2 separate regions of the Homo sapiens genome follow, and region 2 is linked to region 1. Evidence: read pairs that join two places in POLR2A ChIA-PET (ENCODE). Cell type or tissue: PC-9. All regions are shown on one strand. Each heading gives the region's core, and the rest is flanking DNA. Links, peaks and the distances in the headings are about the cores only.

Region 1 (5,383 bases), core at 298-5,297:
TTTATAATGGGGCTTAGGAGCAGTCTCAAGTTGATAACCAATACAGGATTCCTTATTCTTCTGCTAGCTATGCTAAAAAGACTTCAGGTAAATTCATGAAATGGCATGAGGTTCAGCCCTTCATCCTGAAGGGTGACTGGAGGGTGTGCCAGGAATCAGTAGAGACTATGTTATAATCCCCATCCAGGGTGGGGAGGAAATGCCTTTTGTCTTTCACATTCTTATTCTGCATGCCCAAGTCCACAGCACAGGCTTTGTTAATGTATAAAATGATGATCTCATGATACTGTTCCAAGAAGTATTTATCCCATTGGGATCCTTGGCCATGTGAACATAACGGACATCAGGTACTGGAGCCTGGGTACACGTGGCAGGGTACTCAGAACACTACTGGGGGAGGTGGGCAAGTTAGTGGCCTGCCCACGTATTACAGTTAGATTAAAAAGTAATAATCCCAGTAAAATGTTCTATTTATTATGTCTTTTAATGCTCTTCTTTCAAATATCTCCCTTTTTGTGTGATAATATTTATTGTCATCATTTTTGTGTTATGACTTTTTGTTTGTCATGACCGGCTAACTGCATGAAAAATAGCTTACTATAAGCTTATAAAAATACAAATATATAGGTACACAATATGATATAATATATACACATGTATATAGCAATTGTATATGTATAGAGAGAGCAATTGCTACATGCCAGGTGCTTTGTATACAGTATCTCATTTATTCATAGCATCTTTGTGAAGCAGGTGATATTGTCTCCTTTTTATAGTTGAGAAAATGGAAGCTCCCAGAACTTCATTGGTTTGTCCCAGGCCACACAGCTTGCACGTGATATTGCTGGGGCCAGAACCCAGGACTGCCTGGCTCTTCAGCTCATGTCCTCCCTTAGCCCTGTGCCACACTGCGTGTTTCACAAGTCCAAATTGCTTGATAATGAAATGTAACAACAGAGAAGGCTCACTGGGGAAAAGTTAAGAAGGTGGTTTGGTTTGTTACAGAACGTGAATGAGAATTACAGGAATGCCTTTGGAAGGAAGTATTCTTGCTGCTTGCACTTCTATTTCTGATGAGTGTCTGCATGATAATAGAAAGTAAAACATACACTGAAAGACAAGAGCTGGGTTCAAAAGTCTGGGGCTCAGGTGGACAAAACATTCTTGTTGCTCGACACCCAGTAAGTCTAGTGTGCATGATTGTGCTTTGTCTTCAGAATCTAAGCTTACCTTCCACCATCTTGACTTTACCAATTGTACTATTCTGCCTGAGACACTTACCCTTGCTATATCATATCTCTGTAAGGCAGAGACAAGATCCATGAGAGCTTTAGGTTTGTGCCAGTGATAAGGAATGCTCTAGAATGGCTTGCCCAGAGTGACACTACTTAGTCAGAGATGCCCCTTGCCCTCGGGGAGCTCGCTTTAACTGCATAGGTAGGATTTTGGCAGTGAGGCCCTCAGAAGAGAAGGGAGCCATAATTGGTAAAGATATGAGGTCTGAAGTTTTAGAAAACTCTTTTGCAAGCATTATGAATTCCAGATAGAGGGCTATTTGCTGTTATAGCCTGTCCAGCTGTGCGTTTGCCTAGAAAGTGCCAAGTAATAGTGTTTTTCTCTGTTACTGAAACTAGACATGTAGCTTAGTGCTACCTCCTGACCATCATTTATCAAAGTACATTACCTCGTACATTGGCAATTCACTTTGGCTGTTTGGGCAGGTGTGGAGTGGTCTGGTGGGGGCTGAAGTTCTGAATCATGTCAAGACTTGGTGGCAAATTCGAGCAGAACTTTAAATTAGAGCTGATATTATATCCAAAAGATTTTCTCTCTCCTATATATCTTAGCTCTACAATCCTAGAATGTGAAAGCTGGAAGGGAGCATAAAAAATACTGATTTAACACCCTGTATTTTTTGGTTGAGAGAAAAAAAAATACTCTACTGGGGAAGTGACTGCTTTTTCATGTTTACAAATGAAACTGCATCGAGCACCCTTTCTAAGTGAGGCACTATTCTGGGCAGTGGGAACCCAGGGATGAATTGGGATTTGGATCTTGCCATGAAGGTACAATTCGTATGGTATATAAAATGAGCATGGCCATCACCAGTGCTGGTTGGGTTTTACTCGCTCATGTGGAATCACTGGATGAATGTAGTATACTTACCTTAATACACAAAATATGATTGATGTTAAAATCTTTAAAATACCTGAAGTAACTTTGGCTCTTAGTCTGAGAATAAGAGAAAAAAAAGACTTTCAAATCTGAGAATGACATACGTTAGCCTCAGTAGAGAAAGCAACTTCTAATCAGAGGAATGGGGAGCGCAGAACCTGTGCTGGAATGCAGGAGTCCTGACCGACCCCATGAGTTATCATTACAGTCAAAATGTGTATAATGGAATTGAGCTCTGTCATCTGAACTGTTTCTGAAGGCATATGTTTGAATCTTCCCCAAGTCCAGTACAAAACAAACACACCTCTAGTGTAAATAAACTACACAAGTAAATCAAATCAGCAATAAAAAAAATTCCTCGTAAATGGGATTTAAGGACTACCTTAAGTTGGGAAGGGAAAAAAGGGAGGCTTGAAAAGGCATATATCCACCAAATTCCTGCATGACATATTTTAGTGTGGCTAAATGTAGACAAAGTCTATCAAGCAGGATATAGTAAGCACAGTTAATGCTGTATATTCTGGGGCAGTTTGAAGACAGTCCTTTTCTCCAGGTATGCTATTATTGGGTCAGAACAAATAGGTGGGAGCTTCTGGGCTGGCTCTGGCAGGTGGTCTTTGTCCTTTCTTCATTGTAGACCAGAATGTGGAGACATCACACTTTAACTTTGCAGGCAACTATATCCACGAAGATGAGAGGTGAAGCCTCTTTGGAGGCTGCATAGACAGTTTGCAAATTAATTTTGTGTTCAGCTGGTCCTTCATAAAGCATGTAAACTCTAATTGCCTTAAATAAACATCTTTTTTTTTTTTTTGGTTTTTTTTTGGTGACACGAAATGATCCGGTGCATTATCAGATCATTACTATTCAGGGGCTGGTATGAATTGAGTGACTTTTCCTTGTGCTTATTTTCCAGAAAGCACTAATATTCTGTTGGCTTTCTTTCCCCAAGCAGGCCTGGCAAATTCCGGTGATGCCAGGTCACCAGCAACTTCTTGGCAAACTCAGGTGCTTCTCTTCTGTGACAAGAAGAGCCCAGGTTATCTCAGAGCTTTGGGCATGTGTCCAGTGATCACTTGGAGCTGACTCAGTGTGGACCATTAGGCAAAGATATGTCTGTTTGACAGAATGACAATGGGAGCCATAATAGGAATCAATTTGGTTCCCAAAGTTGGATCCTCATTTAGCATTAGCAGAAGGCTGGGCCTTGTGGCTGTAGCAGCAACAGCTGCTGAGCTTTGATTATTTAGGATAGGGGCGAGATCATGAATAAATACTGGCCTTGCCCCAGTGTTTGTGTTTGTCAAATACCAAAAAATAAAATGGGAATCCTAAATTGGCTTGCATGCTGCCACCCAGCTTTCTTACCACCTTCATTTCTAGCCTGAATCCAAGAGGAGAGGAGCTTGGGTAGAGGTTATAACCCAGGAGGAACCTGGCAGATATCAGTGAGTACAGGCAGGACTGAGGGCTATACAGAGGTGGGGTTCACTGATACTTAGGCTGTTGACTCAAAGCAATAGTAAGCAATAGTGATCTCAGTGAGATCAGTGAGCAGTAGTGATCTCACTGTTCTTGAGAGGTGCTAAAGGCCACCAGAAGATTTTCTTGTCAGTATCCTGGCTTTGGAGATGACAGATGTGTGCAGTGGTGGGAAAGTTGCGCTCAGAGAGACCTCAGGCAGGTGTGGGACTGAGCAGGGTGTGGGTGGGGATCAGAACATTGCCCTGTGGCTTCATATTTAAAAATTATGCCTAAGACTTTGTGCTACACAAAAATAAAAACAAGAAAACTAAGGGGGGCACTTAGTAAGCTAAGTCATAGCAAGGCTCATTATCTAATCTTTATATACTTTTCTATTTGTTCGTCTCCTGTCAGTACTGCTGTGTGGCTCTGTTGCTTGGTGCCCTTGCAAATCTATCTGTTTTGGGAAAAGGAACATGAGCTTAATGGATTTAGGAGAGTGGAGAGGAGTGAGTCCATGAGTCCAGGAATCAAATGAGAGCAGCTGTGGATTCAATAGGGCTTCAGCTCTGAAAGCCCAGAGGGGAGGAATAAGCAAGTGGGTGTTAATATTAATCATTGATATTGCTATCACTGCCTCTTATTTATTGAGTACTTATCTTTGACATTGTGTTGAATACCTTCTGCAAATGATCTCAGTACATGTGACAAGTCTTTGAGGTAGTAGCATTAGCCCCATTTTACAGATAAGGGAATGGAGTTTGAGAAATCTTATGGTCATGCAGTTGGCAACTGCTGGAGAGAGGGTTTAAATCTAGGTCAGTGTGGCTTTGTGCACACTGCTTTTTCTGCAAGTTGTTGGTAGGAGAGAGGTCACCTTAATTTACCAGAATTTTGTTTTCTGTAAAGAGAATGACTTTACCCAAGAGTTGAACATTCTCTTTCCAGAAATTTAATGAGCAGTTCTGCTCCACGATGGTGCTTGGAAGTTTAGCTAAAACTGCTGGTTATAAACTGAGAGCAACCTGTGTGTGGATTGAAAGGGAAGGGTGTGCAGTCATTGGTAAGCATTTTCCTATGGTGTGACTCTGACGGGCAAGGGTGCCATCGCTAAGATGGAAAGATACTCCTGCAAATTGAAATGTTATAAATAGGGAATGGATCCTTTGCTTTCCTGCTACTTGGGTCATTTTGAAAAATATTTGTTTAGTGAATAACGGTGTGACATGGGTTCTGCTTAGCAATGTAGTTTCAACTCACTTATCCTGAGAACTTGAGGACCTTTTAGGGTTTTCTTTGCTGTCAGCCTAGTTATTTGTATAGGGTAAGTGCACGGGCTTGTACCATCTGTTGTTAGTATTTCCTTTTTTCACTTTTCATTTCAGGTCTCTTAGAAACTGGTTTAACTCCGTGATTTGAGGGGTGTCAGAGGTCATGTGTTTGTGTGTGGTTTATCATACTGACTGGTAGCACTCGCTTAAGTAAGCTTTTAAACATCGCTTCGTAGGTTGTAGAGACTGAGTAAACTAGGAAAAGGCAAAGGGTGAGAGGAAATTATTTAATCATTTGTCCTGGAAAACAGGTTGGAATTCTGGTCTCCCAAATAACCTTTGGGACAAGACCATTGTTTGATTTCATCCTATACACGGCCAGGTCAGCTTGCCCAGGATTAGGAGAGGTGGGGGTGTTGGGAAGGAAGAAAGAGATTCCAAGGCAAATGGTAACAGGTCCCCAGAATAATTTA
Region 2 (5,383 bases), core at 73-5,072, 400 kb before region 1:
TTAAAGTGATCACTTTAATCCTTTCTCTTTGCTAGCCTTCACAATTATACTGAAGTCTTCTTCACAGGGTGTGTGTGTCAAGGAGAAAAGAAACCTATTCTCAGGACCAAATAATAGGACCGATGCTGAAGGCAAACCCAATTCCTCTCCACATTTCAGATCATAGTCAGAAATGTGCACTAAAATGGGTGAAGGCGAGACGAAGGGAGGCATTTGTAAAGAATAGCACCTGCTGCCGGGTGCAGTGGCTCATCCCTGTAATCCCAGCACTTTGGGAGGCTGACCTGAGGTCAGGAGTTCGAGACCAGCCTGGTCAACGTGGTGAAACCCCATCTCTACTAAGAATACAAAAATTAGCGAGGCATGGTGGTGGGCATCTGTAATCCTAGCTACTTGGGAGGTAGGAGAATCGCCTGAACCCAGGAGGAGGAGGTTGCAGTGAGCTGAGGTCATGCCATTGCACTGTAGCCTGGGTGACAAGAGCAAAACTCCGTCTCAAAAAAAAAAAAAGAATAGCACCTGTTATCTGAGGCTTCAGGAGAAGGGTCATGTTTACTGTCCATTACCTTTAATATAGGAGTTTTGTTTTGAGCTAACCTTGTTGAAAGAAAGTATTTGGCATAATGATGTGATGTCATTTGTGAAGTCTAAAAATGTCTCTCCAACTAGTGCTAGGCCTCCAGCTGCACACAGCTCCTGAACGTGTTCAGGGAGTAAAGGATCCAACAGCTATGACATTTTCTGCAAATCATGCTTTGTGGAACAATATTGAATAATGATACATTTCATATATGTACATAAATAAAAACTTTTACTAGCATAAAATATATATGTAATATGAAATCATAAGCGTGACCATAAAATACATGAATTTGAACTAAGCACAAATGGCTGAAGGGTTTTGATTAATTAATTTGCTACTTGATCATTCATGTTTCTATAGTCTGGCATATGTAACTATATACCATTTGGGATGGTAATTTATATAGTAAATTTCCTTCCGATATTACAAATGTTGGGGGAGAATATTCAGTGACATTACCCAAGAGGAATCATAGCATTTTTATTTTAGCCCAGTTTGATTGGCAGCGATGGATTAGATAGACATTTTCAGGTTAGCCCTAATTTGGTTGGTTCTCTTCTCACCAGAAAGGGTCGAATGGGATCCCTCCTTTCAGAATTCAAATGTAGCTAAGGCCAAAAGCCAGAGTCCTCTGCAGAGAAGAGCTTAAGGATTCTGAGAATGAAGAATTTAAAATTTTATTAAAAGCTTTGGCAGCATAATTTATCCTCCTAATTCATCCATGGTTGATATTTTATAGAATGTAAAGGAGGAAACACACATCCTTAGATCTACCACTGATAAAGATTAATAATTAAAGTGAATTGGAGTTTATCAACATTCCAAACTGAAAAGTTTCAGTAAACACAAATATAGTATCTCTCCAGCACCTAGCACATGTCTATATGTAGTGAGTGGTCTCCTGAAAGGATGAGGGAAAGAAAAGAACAAGCATGCAAAACCTAAATATTAAATTAAATGTAACAAGAAGAGTGAGAATTGTCCAGATGGATATAAGCAAACCATGGTCAGTACCTAAAGAAGAAGCTTTCATATGGGAGCCTGATGGGGGCTAACTCACCCAGGTGAGGGACATACCAGTTTCTGGTAAAGAGTGGACAGCCAGTGCTAGATCCTATCCTATGTGGAGAATCCAGACTTGTTCCAGGCATATTCTCCTTAAATTACCTTTATTCCATTTATTGACTTCTGGTTCTACATTCTGTTCAGTTTGTCAACAAAATTGTGTATTCTCTTATATTCTCTATCTTTATAAACCCTCTGTGTATGGTGGCAGAAAAACACTTTGTTGGGAAGAGACGTCTCCATTTAAATCAAGATTCTAGTACTCAGTGAGGGGAAACAAAAACAGCAAGCAGTAATTGTGACAGAATAATGCTGGAACAAGACATATTTATGTTTGAGGTTGATGCATATTATCCACCATTTGTTTGTCAACCATTTGTAGCAGGCACAAAAAGGTTAAAGAAAATGGAACAGAAGAAAAATTTAACCTTGAAGGCATTTATATAGACTGACCTAATTTTCTTTGAATTCGGGGAGTGGGACTGCTCTACTTTTAGTAGGCAAACAACGGAGGCTTTTGTGTCTACTGTATTTGACCAAGGCCTTGTGTCCTCACATGGGTTTCTGTGGAAGACTGGTCTCATAAAAGCCAAAGGGGTTCCATGGTCATATCAGTTTGGGAAACGATGGGTAACACCACTGCCCAACTCCCCCCAACACACACACAGACACACACACAAACAGGCATGAACACATATCAAAGGTTCTGAGATTTCTTGTAGTAAGAAAACTGTTTCACCCAGGATTTACCAATTCACTTGATAATCAGAAATTCTAGGCCAGGCGCAGTGGTTCACGCCTATAATCCCAGCACCTTGGGAGGCCAAGGCGGGTGGACCACCTAAGACCAGGAGTTTGAGATCAGCCTGACCAACATGGTGAAACCCCCTCTCTACTAAATACAAAAAAATGAGCCAGGCGTGGTGGTGCATACCTATAATGCCAGCTACTTGGAAGGCGGAAGCAGGAGAATCAAATCGCTTGAACCTGGGAGGCAGAGGTTGCAGTGAGCTGAGATTGCACCATTGCACTCCAGCCTGGGCAATAAGAGTGAAACTCTGTCTCAAGAAATAAAAATAAAAATAAATAAGTAATCAGAAATGCCTTGAGGAGTTTCAAGCTGCTATTCCATCACAATATGTTATCTTGGAGGAAAACACATTAATCTATCCAGACTTAGGCTACACATGTATTTGTTGGGCATCTACCTAATGCCCGTCACTGTGCTGATATGTTCATGGGAGCTCTTTAAGTCATTCACAGCAAAGCTTGGGTGACCACAAGAAAGAAATCAGTTTCAGAAATGAAGAATTAAAAAGTGAAAGAGAAAACAAGAAGCAAAAGAACTCTTGCCTGAGGCTATCTGTGGCAAGAAGGTAAATAAAGGGTTAGTCATTTATAAATTCCCTCCAATTGCTATACTAGTCACCCAATAAGGGCAGCTCCACATCTCCTTCCCAAGGTGTCTGCAAGATGATTTATTTCAGAGATAAAAGCAACTAAGCCACCTAGAAACGCAGCTTCTTGGGACCTGAAAAAGTCACGTCGCAGGTTCCTTCTCCTCCACTTCCATAACCCGCCTCTTTCTGTGCATGATTATAAAAGTGTTAATTACCCACTATAATTCACCTTTGTTTTTCACACAGTACTAAAAAGCAATTCAAGCCTGCTGAATGGAGGCCAGGCTCCCTGCTCTAACATGGTCATTACAAAGAAAAAGATAACATTTGCTGGTCATTACAAAGAAAATAACATTTGCTGGCCTCAGAGAGTTACAGGCAAACACAGCTAGACCTGATTGTCCCAGGGTGAATGTGTCTAAGGATCTACCTCTCCATCAAGTTTACAGTAATCAGCGACTTTCACACCGCTGCCTAAATTCTAATCACAATGGGTCAACAGAGCACAACAATTTGTGCTCTTCCCCCCCAGAGCCTGAGAGAAATTAGGCCACACCTAGTGAAATAGGCAAAAAAATGTAAACACCTGATGTTTCTCTATCCTCAGCACCCAGCAGAGGATAAGATACAGAATAGACACTCAGTAAACATTTGTTGTATAAGTGAATGAATTGGGAAATGATTCCTGCAGAGTGACATCAGCATCTGAAGTTTTTGCTTTAAAATCATGAGGCAACTTTTCTATCTCAGAGGGTCAGGTGAGCACGTTTGCAACTCTAGATGATTTTGGAACCTGGTGACTTAAGTAGATGCCAGTCCTACTGTGGACCTCCTCTTTATTGTACTGCCTGGAGCCTTATGTGAAAAAAGAATTGAGCAGGAAATAATGCCATGCCAGGTTAGGGATGTCCGCCATGGGCACAAGAGGGTGTCATAACAATGCATGTGTCTTTTTCCACACTGTCTCCATAAGTCAGAACTAATAAAACCCTATTTCTCCAGACAGACCCAGATGACCCCAGCTGTTCTGAAACACCATCTCCTATTTGTCCCATCTTGCTTGTACCTGGAGCAGATTTTCTGAATGAGTTGGAATTTAAAACTACAGTGAGTCTGTCTGGGTACTGGAGCTTCTTTCTGAAACATGCCAGATGGAATTGTAGGGGATGACTCACACAGACTGAGTACTCCCTACCCGTCTGAACACGCTGAGTGCGGCCTGACATCAGGACTCCCAAAGAAAATTTTAAAAGGTCAGCTGGGAACTGTAAGTGTAGTCAGTCAGGAAGGAATGCATCAGAAGGTGTGATCTCGCAAACCTGTTCATGCAAAACACCCTAAGGTGAATGGCCAAGAATATTTGTGAATCAAGGAAATACTTTCCCAAAGGGTTCCTCTCCCCGGAACTGTACCACAAGGTGAGAGGGAGTGCCTCTTCTCACTTTTTTGCCAGTCTTCAAGGTGGCAATTCGCCTCTTACTCCCAGGCCAGACCATTGTCTGATGGGAACAACCAATCCAAAGAGGTTAACTAGAGGGCAAGGAACCTAAGAGTTAAGTGACCCACATTTTGGGGGGGGGGGTGTGTCGTCTGTGTGTGTGTGTGTGTGTGTATGTGTGTGTGTGTTGTTCCCCTAATTCTATAACTGTCTGTCTGTTTCCTCTGTTCCAGTAGTATAATTAGAACTCTGATTATAACATCAGATGGATAAACGAGTTGTTTATGTGTTTAAGACCCAGTATCTCTTGCCCTCATAGCAGAATCTATTTAGTTACCCTTAGAGTTCTCCCTTGCCATGGAAGAAATGCTTCACATAGAGCCTTGGGGGAAAGAAAGATAGAAAAGAACTATTAGAATCAGAAACATCTCATCTTTAGCTACTTTAGATGGCTTCCAGCCAATCTGTTTGTAGCCCAGCATCTCTTCTAAAAATTGGAATCTGGATTCAGATTCTGATAGGTTTCAAGAATCACATAATTTCAGAGTTGGAAGACAATTTCAGAGTTAGAAGACATCTAGATATCTCACCAACTATCTTGATACTTATAAAATTTTAAAGAAATTTATACGCCCAGCAATTGCCTCTGGTCCATGAAGAAAGCTCATGATGTGCTGACACTGAAAAACAAACAAACAAACAAATAAACAGCACCTAATGATGCAACACTTTAGACCTCTCACAACTGTCTTCAGAGTATAAGGAATATAGACCTTCAAGTAGCATAGAATTGGCCACTTGAAACAAGGGAAGATGCCTTTGCAAAAACGTGTTTGGCAGTAACTGGAGAAATGTTTTTTTAAATTGATACAATGATAGCTTTTTCAGGCTCACTAA

What was found. Peaks named below come from ENCODE experiments on the same cell type or tissue, not always from the same donor. Only the 100,000 strongest peaks of a DNase experiment are listed, where the experiment ranks them.
Region 2: POLR2A ChIA-PET joins it to region 1 with 6 read pairs; 2 of 35 experiments call an interaction of 5 or more read pairs at or near these places.

What each region holds. Positions count from the first base shown.
Region 1 is chr6:47,301,901-47,307,283 of GRCh38, reverse strand. The region is part of intron 1 of TNFRSF21 (TNF receptor superfamily member 21); the gene reads left to right. Among named protein-coding and RNA genes, the nearest start is that of TNFRSF21, 5.3 kb to the left of the region's middle. RefSeq lists an enhancer at 5,048-5,147. In PC-9, for the core only: no CTCF peak of the experiment used is centred there; no DNase peak of the experiment used is centred there; H3K4me3 peaks cover 4,541 bases; H3K27ac peaks cover 5,000 bases.
Region 2 is chr6:47,699,181-47,704,563 of GRCh38, reverse strand. All of the region lies in intron 1 of ADGRF4 (adhesion G protein-coupled receptor F4), which reads right to left. Among named protein-coding and RNA genes, the nearest start is that of ADGRF4, 3.3 kb to the right of the region's middle. In PC-9, for the core only: no CTCF peak of the experiment used is centred there; DNase peaks (open chromatin) are centred at 3,073 and 4,333; H3K4me3 peaks cover 1,954 bases; H3K27ac peaks cover 3,379 bases.